Regions from separate parts of the Homo sapiens genome. Here regions 1 and 2 are each linked to region 3. Evidence: chromatin contacts called from ENCODE Hi-C or POLR2A ChIA-PET data. All regions are on one chromosome and are shown on one strand. The core of a region is the stretch at or near the end of the contact, and the rest is flanking DNA. Distances in the headings are between cores, read along the strand shown. Region 1 holds the start of MANCR (mitotically associated long non coding RNA). Region 2 has its middle 120 kb from the start of LINC00703. Region 3 holds the start of LINC02660 (long intergenic non-protein coding RNA 2660).

Region 1 (4,475 bases), core at 1,173-3,672, 770 kb after region 3:
TATGCAGTAAGCACACACTAATTGGGCTTCACAGAATAATAGAATTGACAAAGAAAGGGGTCAGAGAGATCAACAGAACTTTTTAAAATCTGAACAATACCAAGATTGATAAGCAAAGTGAACAAAGCTTCATGGACCTGTGAAATAATCTCTGAAGTTCCAATATCCATGTAACTGCAGTTCCACAGCAGAAGAGAAAGAAAATGGGACATACAGACACACAATTATTGAAAAAAAAAAACTGAACTTTTTCAATTAGGTAAAAGATAAATTTACAGATTATAGAAGCTCAGTAAATTCCAAGTGTGAGCAAACATCATTAAAATGAGCAAGTATGTAATAGTCAAAGTATTTAAAGCCAAAGAAAGAATGTTTTCACAAGCCAGACAAAAATGGCATATTACATACATGCAAAAAATGTTTCAAATATCTTTTTCTTGTCAGAAATTTTAGATGTGAGAAGACAGTTGAAAAATATTATAAGGTAATGCAAGGAAAGAAACTGCCAACCCACAATTCTACATCCAACAAATGTATTCTTCAGAATATGAAGGCAAAATAGAGACAACCTCATACGTTCCACCATTGTGTTTTGGAAGCAGATAATTTGTTTTCTAGTTTTACAGTTCTGTGGATGAAGGGACTTTGCCCCAGTATGGATGAAAACTAAGAGTCTCACCCATACCTAATTTAGATCATTTCAATGATGAGATTTGTAACTTTTTGAGTTGATATTAATGTGACATTTTTTAGAGTTAACGCTTAAATGGGTTAAGAATTTGGGGGACATGGGTAAATGTATTTTGCACACGGGAGAACATGAATTTGGGGTGCCAGCTGGTGGAGTTTACTGGGTTAATTAGTGCCACCCTTCAGCCCCCTAAAAATGCCTGTTCAACTGGAACCTGTGAATGTGACCTTATTTGGAAATGGGATTTTTTGCAGATTTAATGATGAGGTAATCATGGATTAGAGGGATCTATAATCTAATACATGGTATCTGTGGTTTCCTCATAGGAGGGAAATTTGGACATGGACACATAGGGAAGACAGCCATGTGGAGACAGAGGCAGAGGTGGACCTGCTGCCGCAAAACCACAGGGCGCCAAGTACTGTGGGCCACTGAGAAAACTAAAGGAGAGGAAGGATTCTTCCCTGGAGCTTTGGAGAGGGTGCGGCCCTACTTTCACCTGGATTTCAGACTTCAGACTTCCAGAACCATGAAGGAATAAGCTCTCTTTGTTTCAAAACCACTCAGTCAAGGCACTTTGTTACAACAGCCTAGGAAACTAATACAGGAATTGGTATTAGTAAAATCATTATTGTTGGCTCATATGACCATACTCATAGAACTTTTAAGATAATATGTAAATAAGCAACTAAAACAAAAAGTCAGAAAGCTTTATGGTGCCAGATCAATATACAAATAAATATCATTATTTTCCAATAAAAACAATTATATAATGTAACAATAATAAAGTAATAATACAAAGAAACTTCCCATAATAGCTACCAAAAATTCTAAAGTAGTTATAACTAGTTTTTAAAAATAATATGTTCAGAAATTTTATATAAACAAATATAAATTTTAAGTTAAAAAGAAAAAGAAATGGATAAATACATCATTAATGAAGTTTCAATCAAAATTCATACATGAATATTTCACAGAATTTGACAAGTATATCTAAAAATTATTTTAAAGGAGTAAAACGAGCTTGGAATTATTTGAAGAAGAAAGTATTTATCCTTTTGTATATTAAGAGTTAGCCTAAGTCTCCCGGGACTCAATGGTATCACCTCTCTAACAAAAAAGGTCACAGAGATATGAAAACACATCATAAAAAAATCTATCGTTTTATCACACAATGATTTGATCACCTGTGCACATGGAAACAACCTTATTTTAAATCCTTGTTTAGAGTCAATTTTAAGGGATAATGTTGCATGTGAAGCTCCATAATCATTCTTTTGTGTTAAGTGGTTGAGGAAAATATCAGGCTGGTGAGATGTTAATTATAGGTCCAGGGAATAACTTGAGTTAATAAATCAGAGATGAGTCCAAAGTTCTGTAAACAAGTTTCAACATTTCTGGGCACCTGAGATTAAGCACAGCTCTGAGAAGTGCTCCACACGTTCCTAAGTATATGATGCAAGTTTTACTTTGGCAAGAAAATGTAACTATATCTAGTACCCACCTTAGGAACATGAATGACGAAATGGAGATTTCACATTTGCCAGATGAATAGGACTAATGTAGAAAAACAAATCAAACTGTCCTTTACTCTCAGTCAACCCCCTTCTCAATAACAAAAACATCCACATATCCACATTGTCCATCTATTTTAAGGTCAATATAGTATGGATATTATACCAACTTGCAAAAATAAATTAAACCACTTACCACAGGTATCCTCCAACATCATTGGCACCATTAAATAACATTCATTCAGAACTACTTTTAGTGAATGTAGATACTTAATGTTTACAGACGAGGAAATCTGAATGGTACGAAACAAACAGAGACTTGTTCAAGGTCTCACACTGACTCAGCAGCAAAGTCCACATAGGAAGTGAATGTTCCTGAAGTAGCACATTTTGTTTGGACTACAAGACCAACTGAGTTATTATCTTTATTTGAAAATGATTCATGCAAGTCTGCCACAGATGAAGGCAAGCTGTGGAATTCTTACTCAAACTCTTTGTTGTTATTATGGGAAAGCTTCAAGTCTGGGGTTTTTTGTTTGTTTGTTTAATACCTCATATTTGTTATCCGAAAAAAACAAACAGCGTTCATTCACCTGTCAAGCAACAAACGACTCTCCACGAGAATGCAGATTTTGATCAATAGGAGTTTTATTACTTGGCTCAAGTAAGGGGAGCACTGGGTGTATTCTCCAAAGCAGTGTCTCCCTGAGGGAAAGTGGCAGGAGGGTTTTATGGGGTGATGGAGAGGGGAGAGGGTGCATTATCGCATGTAGATGAGGGGTCCCAGCGGTGCAGACACAGTGTCATCATGGCAACACATGGGTTACATGTTATGATAACGGAACTACAGTTCCTCCAGGATGGAGACGTTACAGTCATGAGGAAGATTCACCAGGGTTCATCTCTAAGTTGCCAGGGTCTGTCAGGAGCTGGTTTCAACCAACTAGGTTACTATAGTCCACCCAGGGTTTAGGGAAGAACAGGCTGCAGGGCAGGAAGCTGTAAATCAGGCTGATGGCTCACGTGGATTAAACTCCTATGGTTCCTAGAGACCCTCCTTGTCTGCTTATATATCCTAGAACTGAAAAATAAATTGAAAAGTGAAGTGGTTATGGTGGTCGCACTTCTGAATTCTGGTATGCCCCTCCTACCTCCCCCTACTAAGTAAAGAAAGATAAATCAGTCGTCTTAACAGTATTTAAAACAGCCCTTCCCAAAAACTCAATACATGAAACTTTCTTTCTAGTTGATCTTTGTACCAAATGATCTGGCCAATAAAGGAATAAAATCTTTGAGCTCAAATAACCATGAAAATGCAATACCCGATTTTCCTAAATGCACTTCCTAATGTGAAGGCCATTCACAAAAGCAAATATCCACCCCAGATTCTACTGGGTATGAAACATCTCAATGACTGATACTTCATCTTATCACCTGAAAATTAAATAATTTTATTACAAAAAGAATTAGTAGATTATATTGCTAAATCAAGTTTAGCCTAGAGCTGCCTCCTTACATATTTTAAGTTCAGTCTAAACGTTTCTCTGTAGGTAATGAACTGTAACCTCACTGGACGTGTAAACAGACTGTGACCTACCTACTCTTGTGCCAATCATGGAGTTTCAGCCAATCACAGGCGGCCGGCTGTTCAAACCATGTTTAAATAAGGCAAACGCAGAGCTGTAAGCAATCTAGGTGTTTCTGCACCTCTCGTCCATTTTCTGTAAGTCCTTTTTCTGTTCATAAATCTTCTTCCATCACGTGGCTGTGCTGGAGTCTTTGAACCTACCCTGCCTCGGGAGGCTGCCCCAATCAGCAATTTGTTCTTTGCTCAATTAAACTCTATTAATTTAATTTGCCTAAAAATTTTTTAACAATGTTTACTAGTAAATTTCATTTTTTCTTGCAAAAAAGAAAAAATCCTGAAAACAGGAGTAGGGAAAGATTGATGGCTAAAATTAAATATGGTTAACTTTAATATTTTAACTTATCACAAGAAAATTGCATTGCTTTGGACTATAAAAGTGATACATAAATCTTTCACTTCAGTAGCGCCATCACCATCATCAAATATTTAAAAACTTACATATGAAAAGAAATATGGTGGGGAGGGAAGTAGACAGAAACAGTTAAGAAACTAGGACATAATAAGACAGCAAAATTCCTGTTGGTTTATTTTTTGCTTGTTTCCTTGCTTAGTATTCTCTGATAGCCAAAGAATAGACGAAATATTCTAAGAGCCAACGAATAGACAAAATTGGGCAGCTGCT
Region 2 (4,890 bases), core at 295-2,794, 590 kb after region 3:
ATCTGGCAACTGACAGATTTTTTTTAAAAGAGAAGTCATGGAAAAGTATCAATTTTATCACTTGAAAGGTTAACTGGATGATGGTGTCTGTGATTGCGATTCAGCAAAAAAGAGCAGACATTTGTGAAAAAGAAGAATTCAGTTACATTTCAGCACCCTAAATTGCTTAAGCACAGCTGTGGGGCTTGTCTTGGGTGAGAACACCAGGCTACGAGATGCTTTCCTATATAACCAAGGTATAGATAGGTTAACTATTCTATAGACTCATCTACCTGGGAATTTTATAAGAATTTAACAGAACACATTCAATGAAGTATGTCTGTCTTCCTACAGGTAAATTGACCCTATTCTTTATATTCTGGTTTAAAATTAAGAGTATAATTTTCCACTAACCTCCCAAAGTAGGTCTCAAAGGTGTTCCTGGGTCTTTCATCTCCCTGTTCTCAAATATTATTACTTCCTTTTATTCTGTAAGTAAAATCGTCCTGGACTTACTCTCAAGTGTAATTTTAAAAATCACTCATTTCTGCTGTGACAAGTAGCTGGGACCTGAGTACCTTCCCTAGGAATTCATTTTTTATATTTCTGCCACAGTTAACTTCTTTTAAATGTCATGATATCCATCTTTAATAAGTTGTATTATGGAGAACATGGCAAGAATGTGGCCAGAAGGATGAAGCAATTGGAAATTGAGGCACTGAGGAAGGGTTAAGACATGCAAGTTTTTGGCATGGAGAAGAGAAACCTGGAGAGGGGAACATGCGGTAGTTGTTTGTCATCAAGCACGAGGAAAGTGTCATAGGAAAGAGTCCTCAATCTGTGTGTCCCAAAAAGTAAACTCAGAAGTCACTGAGGGAGGCAATAGCAAAAATGAGTTTGGTTTTGTGCCAGGGGGACCCTCCACTGAAGCAACTCAGATGTGGATGGAGCTGCCTTGACGCTGGAGGTAGGTAGAGCACTGGAGATCACCCAAGGTGTCATTTTAAAAGGAATTCTAGCTGTTAAGAAGCGCTGGGCTGGAGGATCTTTAAAGACCTGTTAAATGGAGGATTCTACCATTCTCTGAAATGAATGTTCTCTACAAACCTATCATTCTTCCCTAGTGTTCATGTTTTTCCCAGTGACTGAGTTTTGCAAGCCAGTAACACTAAAGAAGAAACATTTATATTCTCTTTCGCAGTAGAGTTATGTTGAATAAAAGGCCTCAATGCTAACAGAGAAAATATGTGCTTTCTACTTTGGTACACACAGAGAGCTCATTAGTTCTAAATTTAGAAGTAAGCTTTAGTTTTGGAGGGACTCCAAGTTTGACTAATACATTTGACGATGTCCTTGTTAGAAAAAAAAATACCATGATGGAGAATTCTATTTTTCTAGGTTGGTATGTGTGGATGGAGAGGGAAAAACACATGCTCTTTTCTATGCGCTAATTCCATCTGTTCACAATTATTGAGTAGGTGTGCCAATTGAATGATGCTCAGTACACAGTAGGTAGGCAACGGGTGCTTTTAGTCTGACAGTATTTATAGTTCCTACTTGGCAGAGGTAAATCACTTAGCTAATTCTCAGAGCGTCTTGATTTAAACCAACTGCTCTATTTTTCTCCAGGGCAAGCTGCCTGGTAATGAGACACTGGTCAACCACAAGGCGTCATTTTGTTTCAGCAAAGTCTATTGAGCACCGATTAGGTGTAAGTAAACAAAGATAAACATAAGGAAATTAAAAAATAAGTAAGCAAAGGTAACCAAGATGCTGCATTTAAGAATCTGCTCTCAAGGAACTTGGTCTTGGCAGAAAGACACGTTTGAATAAGTAACTTAGTATCATTATCAGTGCTCAAAAAGCCTGTTATTTAGCATAATTTTTCTCTAGGAATCTTAAAAAACCACTGTATAGATAGTTCAAAATTCTCTAAACTACCTTGCTTAAAAGCATTCAATAACTTTAAATAAAGTATTTCAGTGTAGAGTAGTACTTTACCACATATTTTTCTCTCCATGAATATCAAAATAAATAAAAATAATTTGTCAGAAGCTTTATGTATTTTAAAATTAATAATAAAAATATTAAATATCAAATATATGGGTTTAATATGTTTAAAATATTAATTTTTAATTCTATCCCCCAAAATCATGACATTGTTTCCTATATGGAATTCTAAACCACAGTGATGTTCCCGTCATAATTCATTAGGCTAGCTCTCCCTCCACCGTTGACAGCAGCAGGAGGACACCAGCAGGGAGAAGTGGCAACGTGGAATGGTCAACTACACACGTATGCCTCTGGTGCCCACTCCTGCACCCTCTGATGAGGAGAAGCTGGGTGAAATAGTGGGACAGGTGATATTTAGTTACAAGCTAAATAACCACTGGCATCACCCTAGGATGTCACCATAACATGTTTTCCTCTTCCTCATCTCTCTGACTCTCTTGTTAACTTGATTGTAAAGTGGATGGACATCCCATTAGAACTCTGATTTACAAACTAATATTGACAGAAACTTTTTTCACACTGTACTAACTCAGACACACAGGCAGTTGTGTTTTAGATGCTGTTAATTTGTTAGAAAGAGAGTTGGCAATGGTGGTGACCCTGGATCACTACACTGAAACAGGAAAAGACAAAAAAAATCTAGAGATAAGTAAAAAGAATAAATATTCATGTACACTATATTTTTTCCTAAAAAAGAAAACACTTAACAGTTTGATAGGCCTACATGGAATTGACCTTCTAATATGTGGCTAATCATCATTTAATAATACTTAGAAACTAAAAATACTAATGAATCATTGAATGTCTCTCCATCTATTCAAATCTGTAAGTTCCTTTAATACATAAAGGGTTTTTCCCTAGGGAGGCTTTTGACTTCTTTCTTTAGTCAATTCTTTAAAATGTTACAGTTTTTACCATGAATGCAAATATCTTATATACTATTTTATTTTCTAACTTTTTACTGTTAGTGAAGATAAATATTATTAGTTTTTGTAAATCGGTCGTTGTAAAGTGACCTTGATAAACTATTGTGTTTATTCTAACATTAATAATTGTTTGATTCTTTGGCTTTTCTATGTGGATGACCATATCATCTGCAAAGAATAACTATTGTAATTCTTTCTTTCCAGCATAGCAGAAGTGATTGTGAACATTTTTGTCTAGTTTCTAGTCATAAAGGAATATGTCAGAAGTTTTGCATAATGTCTAATATGACAGTTTTATGATATGTAACCAAATTAAGGGATTTCCTAAATCTTATCATGAGAAAATACCTGTCAAAACTAAATAATTGGCCTCTGAGTTCTAAGAACTGTGAGGGTCTGAGATTTTACTCTGCTTACAAGCTAAAATGTTAGCTTGCTACATTGTGATGGATGCCGGCAGAAGACGTAAGACTCCTAGGTCAGAGACAAAGACTTCATCACACACAGCAGTCACAGGAGCAAGAGAACCAGCTTTTGCGTTGGTTTCCTAAGATCATTTCCCATAAGGCAGCACAAAGAGGACCAGTAACACCTGCACATGCAGCAGGTTGCATTACCATAGAGGAACCATGAACTCAGGGAACCTGAATCTTTTATTAGGTTGATGCAAAAGGAATTGGAGTACAATGGGCAGTAAGTACGTCCAGAGCAAGAAACCCTATTTATCTTCCAAAACTATTTGCTAAACAATCATCTTTAAAATGATAATCTGGAACAAAAGTAGTCAGTGTCTTTCCTTGCAAGATATGCAGTAGCCAAAGAAATCCCAGAGAACTGTCATGCCGCAGTCAACTTCAAATTATCAAAATCAAGAAAATCAAGGAAAGTATGAGGAACTTGTCCAGACCAAAGAAGCCTAAAGAGAAATGATTAACTAAAAGCAACCTGTGATCCTGAGCTGGCTCCTTTACTATGATAAACATTGAAACAATTGGAGAAATTGGACCTGAGGGTCAGATACAGTAATGCGTCAGTGCTGACTTCCTGGCTTTGAGGATTATGAGTATTGAGGTTATGCAGGAGGATGCCCTTGCTTGTAGGAAAAAGATACTAAAGTATTTGGTGGTGATGGGCTCCCAGCTGACAACTTTATCTCAGATGGTTCAGGGTAGAAAACAGATTTTTTTTCTATCCTTTTAGTTCTTCTCTAATTTTAGGATTGTTTCAAAGTAACGTGGGATTCTGAGGCTTTGGGGAAAAGTAATGTTTTGATTAGCATATCAATGCATTTATACTTTTATTAGTTTAAGCAAGCTTCAATGTCTTCCTAAACAATTTTTATCTACATATATTAAAATGTTTATCTATGTAATTGCTGTGTTAAATATATTGTTGTATTATTTTATTTTCATTGTTTTCAATTTTGTTTTTGATGTTATTTCTCTTATTCCACTATTTGCTTCATTTATTGATATATCTGCTCTTTTTCTGAAAAGATGAGTTTTTGAGTCCCGATAAAATACATTTAGAGGTATCAGCTTAACTTTACTTCTACTTTCACTTATATTTGGACACATAGTGTTTAATTATTAGTCCATATTAAATATGCTATAATTTTTCTTTTGATTTCCTTTGATTCCAATGGTAATTTAATAACATTATTTTTTGAGTCATTTAAAAATGTTTAAGCTACTGTTTTATTTAAAACTGAGTGATGTTACTGACTTACTGGAGTTTTTTGGAAAGTTGCTTTGTGGTTATTACATGACTAATTTTTATAAATGTCCAGAAACATTTTTTTATTTGTGACCTGTAGAATTTTACATATATGCCTATTTATACAGACACAATAGTTTAAGCTTATAAATTATGTTATGTATATATTCTACATTTTTGCTTATTTATTTTTATCTTCTTAATCTATAAGCTTTTAAAGGAGGAGTATCATAAATTAGATTTGTTGTTTTTCTGC
Region 3 (4,177 bases), core at 1,319-3,818:
TACTGTCTTCACTAAGCCAAACTCGTTCAGCTGCCACCTTCCAGGGCCAAGCAGGCAGAGAACGGGGCTGGGCGGTGACGGTGGAGAATAACCTGCACGTGCTTCTGCCCGTTTCCTTTAAATGTCATGTAGCTCAGGCGTTTCCATTTTTAGCACACGTGGACACATGTCAGTCTTTTAAGCTCCTCGAAACAATGAACCATGGATGACCCACATCAGGGAAGAGCTCATGAAGGAGCTGATGTTCCCTCTGTGCCTGGAAGGATTTTAGCACATTTTGCTGCCTGTGAAGCAGAACTTGCACCCGAAAATGTAATGGACCAAATAAGGATAGAAGTTGAGACAAGGTGGGCTGTGTGGGCAGAGGTGGGCTGTCTAACTGGGCAGAGGAAGCAAGGCTTAAAGAGTGATGTGGGCTCAGTCACGCTGGCTCACGCCTGTAATCCCAGCACTTTGGGAGGCCGAGGCGGGCTGATCATTTGAAGTCAGGAGTTCGAGACCAGCCTGGACAACATGATGAAACCCCGTCTCTACAAAAAATACAAAAATCAGCCAGGCATGGTGGCATGCGCCTGCAGTCCCAGCTACTTGGAAGGCTGACGCAGCTGAATTGCTTGTAGTCACAGCTACTGAGGAGGGAGGCAGAGGCTGCAGTGAGCAGAGATCGTGCCATTGCACTCCAGCAGAGTGAGACTCCATCTCAAGAAAAAAGAAGGCCGGGTGCAGTGGCTAACGCCTGTAATCCCAGCACTTTGTGAGGCCAAGGCAGGTGGATCACGAGGTCAGGAGATCGAGACCATCCTGGCTAACATGGTGAAACCCCGTCTCTACTGAAAATACAAAAAATTAGCCAGGCATAGTGGCGGGTCGGTAGTCCCAGCTACTCAAGAGGCTGAGGCAGGAGAAAGGCGTGAACCTGGGAGGCGGAGCTTGCAGTGAGCCGAGATCATGCCACTGCACTCCAGCCTGGGGGACAGAGCAAGACTCCATCTCAAAAAAAAAAAAAAAAAGTGACGTGGTGTGGCCTAGGCTGCGGAAAACATGGTCTGCCTCTTCCAAACTCTTCACTTTTTATCAGGAGAAAGGCTCATTAGCACGAGCTTCCTTTAATGGCTAGCACAAAATAGGTGTTTAATAAATGACCTTGTTGATGAAGAGGATTAATGAACCAAATCCGCATTGTTTTGCTTAATTAGGTATATTTATTTAGGCATGTATTATTAGCAAAACATTTTGGAGATCTGAGGAAATGATCTGGACAATTTTAAGACAGAAATCCTGATATTTAGCTAGCAGTTATTTTAGGTGTAAATAATCAATGATGTTAAGTAGATTCAATTAAATAATTGTTCAAATGTATTTTGCTTCCTTAGACAAAGGGTAGACATAAACTATACCACGTGGCATAGTCTTTTTTGTTCAAAAAGGTAGTCAGTCTGTCTTTGAAAGATCAACTTGACCTAAAATTGTAATTCAGTGTATCTTCATATAAAATTATTAAATTTTTATCTGCAGAATTATTTTCAACAGCATTGATTGCAATAGTTTTGCGATTATGCTTTCCTTTAGATCATAAGCCAATGACTTCTTCCGTCTTACTTTATGCATAATAGAATTGTTATAAGAGAATTAAACCTGAGAGTACTTCCATTATTGGAAGAATTTCTCCTGTCAGCTTTTTGTCAACTGCTTATAAAACTGTAGAAGAAAAATTATTCTTCAATATACGGTTTTCATTATGCATTAGATGCCTTTAATATTCCTAAGTGCCATAATTTCACATATGCCGTGTGTCACCTGGTGTATGTAAACATGAAATTACTTGGAGATTATTGCATAGTTATATCAAAATGCTGAGCAGAAAAAAAAATGACATCCAATATTCACCCAGGGTTTAGACAATACATTTTTGTTTGATGTGAAAGCATTCATAATTTCATCACAGAAGAGCATTTTTCAATGGTGCTCCCAGATTGCCTGTAAAAGATAATTCCTCCCTTGTGGACAGGCTTCTATCTCATGCCCTCCGCGTGCCGCTGGTTTATCTGTGCAGAGAGGGACACCCAAAGGGGGACAGTGAGCCCACTGTGTCTTTTAGAACCCAAAGCGAGTTACTGCAAACCTCAGGCAATTGAAGTGAATATTGGCTAGCTCAAAAGGCTGTGAAGATGACCACCGTATCTATCTGAGTAATTTTTTTCTTCTGTCTCAGTCTTGAAATCAGGCATGGTTATTTTTATTTTCGGTGTATGCAGGCTTAACCTATGTGCTTATATTCACAATGAACTCTTGAATCGGATCCTCTGTGTTTTGCTGGGGAGTATTCATTCCCCACTTGACCTGCTTTGTTGCTCAAAACTTTGTAGCTCATCTTTGCCTTCCCGTCTGTTTATTCTTGGTGTGGGGTTGTCAAGGAGAAATGTTGGAAGGGAGAGAAGGGAGCAGGCATCATAGATGGTATTACAGGCGGCTGGTCTCTCCTCTCTCAGCCAACTATGAGAACTATTTGGGATTGAAGGAGATAAGCTACAGCAAGTCGTTACTTGTCCTGAATGCACGACCTTCTTTCTTTGAGCAAGAGGACAAACCTGGGTAGGGATCTCTATGATGTTTTCTGCGTTGCCCGTGGACGTTCATCTTTCTGATTTGTTAGCTGAAGATGAGGATCTGGAGCAGGAGCTCGGAGTGCCATTGTTCCATGGGCAGATGTGCAGCAGAGATTGTGAGTGGGGTCTGTTGGGGCGGTCAGGGGGCCCTCCTGAGCTGGCCTCTCTCGCCTGCGACTTCACAATGCTTGTTCTGAGTTCAGCGTTTTCACTGGAGAGAGCTACAGCTGGGAAGTGCTGTTTTTTTCTAGGTGCTCTCAGCTGCTATTACCTCTTCTATCTCTTCCTCTGGAAAAATATTAGGGGCCTTTTTGTCTTAACAGAAGAAGAAGTAGATTCATTCATTCTTTTTTTTCTTTTTCTTTTTCTTTTTTTTCAGACAGTCTCGCTCTGTTGCCCAGGCTGAAGTGCAGTGGCACGATCTTGGCTCACTGCAACCTCCACCTCCCTCCCGGGTTCAAGCGATTCTCCTGCTTCAGAATCCTGAGTAGCTGGGATTACAGGCTGTGCCATCATGTCTGGCTAATTTTTGTATTCTTAGTAGAGACGGGCTTCACCATGTTGGCCAGGCTGGTCTCCAACTCCTGACCTCAGGTGGCCCACCAGCCTCGGTCTCCCAAAGTGCTGGGATTACAGGCGTGAGCCACCGCACCCGGCCAATATTCATTCATTCTTTCTCACCTCTTCCTCCGCTCTTTAAGGTTGAGCTTGCCTGGCCCAAGGCACAGAGTTCTGGGAAGGATGGAAGAGAGGGGAAGGGAGAGCACCAACATCACGGACCGCCTTTCACATCAGCGGCAGCAGCAGTAAAACCCCCAGAAAACCTGGGGTAGGCGTGGGGGTCTGTTTAGATCAGCCCTGGAGGCAGCCTCCCATGTCCCTCCTGGACATTTGTTCACCTTCACAGAACCCACTTCTTTCCCATCGTCTGTTCGGATATCTGTTTCCTGCACCGGGCAGGTAGCACAGCACACTCAGGGGTTTCTCTGACTCACCTTGGCAGCCCCAGCCCTCAGCACACTGCCTACCACTTAGTATTTAGAGAACCTATGCCCTTTGAAAAAAGTAGGTAAATAGTAAAATATTATTTTTACCATTGGAACAAACACAATTATATGCTTGATGAAATTCAAACAGTACAAATGCAAGAAAAAAAAGGCTTGTTAGGTACAAATATTGGAAGAAAAGAGCTTGGGGCCAGAAGTGACCCCAGACAGATGGGCTGGGAAAGAAGGGCTTTACAGGGACCTCAGTGGCACACAGGGCCTAGACCCAGAGATGGGGCCTTCTTGACAGGACACCTCTGTCCAAGGGCATGGGTTGCGCTCATGTCTCTGTAACATATTTCAAAAAGGATGCAAAGAAACCCAACTTTTCCGGAGAAAGTGGCAAAAATAATGAAGAGTGGTTGACCAGAAGGCTTAGGGCCCTGGGACTGTGTTGCTAGAGAGTAAGAACCACCTGTCCTTGAGCAAACCAAACTGGCTTTGATCTTCTGCCCTTCTCTGTAGAGGACTGAGCAGGAGGAAATAAGAATTACATGAAGAGCTTCCTAGGGAGCTTCCGGAAGA

Evidence for each region. Hi-C counts contacts between places; a loop is a spot of excess contacts on that map. ChIA-PET counts read pairs that join two places held with the same protein, here RNA polymerase II (POLR2A). Pooled maps may share reads with other maps.
Region 1: a loop to region 3 is called in a map of mammary epithelial cell, with 3 times the contacts of the local background. The contact joins the promoter of MANCR here to the promoter of LINC02660 in region 3. A Hi-C loop is called at or near these places in 7 of 168 maps with a recorded cell type or tissue (Right ventricle myocardium inferior, Right ventricle myocardium superior, cardiac septum and 3 more) and 9 of 50 pooled maps. POLR2A ChIA-PET finds 5 or more read pairs at or near these places in 1 of 52 experiments (Panc1).
Region 2: a pooled map of heart right ventricle shows a loop between it and region 3 (1.9-fold over the local background). The contact joins the enhancer-like site here to the promoter of LINC02660 in region 3. A Hi-C loop is called at or near these places in 1 of 168 maps with a recorded cell type or tissue (cardiac septum) and 2 of 50 pooled maps. POLR2A ChIA-PET finds 5 or more read pairs at or near these places in 1 of 52 experiments (BJ).

Annotation. Positions count from the first base shown.
Region 1 is chr10:4,675,648-4,680,122 of GRCh38, forward strand. MANCR (mitotically associated long non coding RNA) reads right to left here and starts at 2,423. Exons shown (of 4, transcript NR_024475.1): 1 at 2,402-2,423. It overlaps LOC105376373 (a long non-coding RNA gene), which reads left to right. Exons shown (of 4, transcript XR_001747338.2): 2 at 1,018-1,172; 3 at 3,756-3,928.
Region 2 is chr10:4,497,592-4,502,481 of GRCh38, forward strand. No RefSeq gene overlaps it. Among named protein-coding and RNA genes, the nearest start is that of LINC00703, 120 kb to the left of the region's middle. Within about 2 kb of position 1,545, at least 3 of the 41 ENCODE cell types and tissues checked have a DNase peak (open chromatin) inside an H3K27ac peak, as active enhancers do.
Region 3 is chr10:3,909,455-3,913,631 of GRCh38, forward strand. LINC02660 (long intergenic non-protein coding RNA 2660) reads left to right here and starts at 2,569. Exons shown (of 3, transcript NR_183984.1): 1 at 2,569-2,592. RefSeq lists a silencer at 90-309.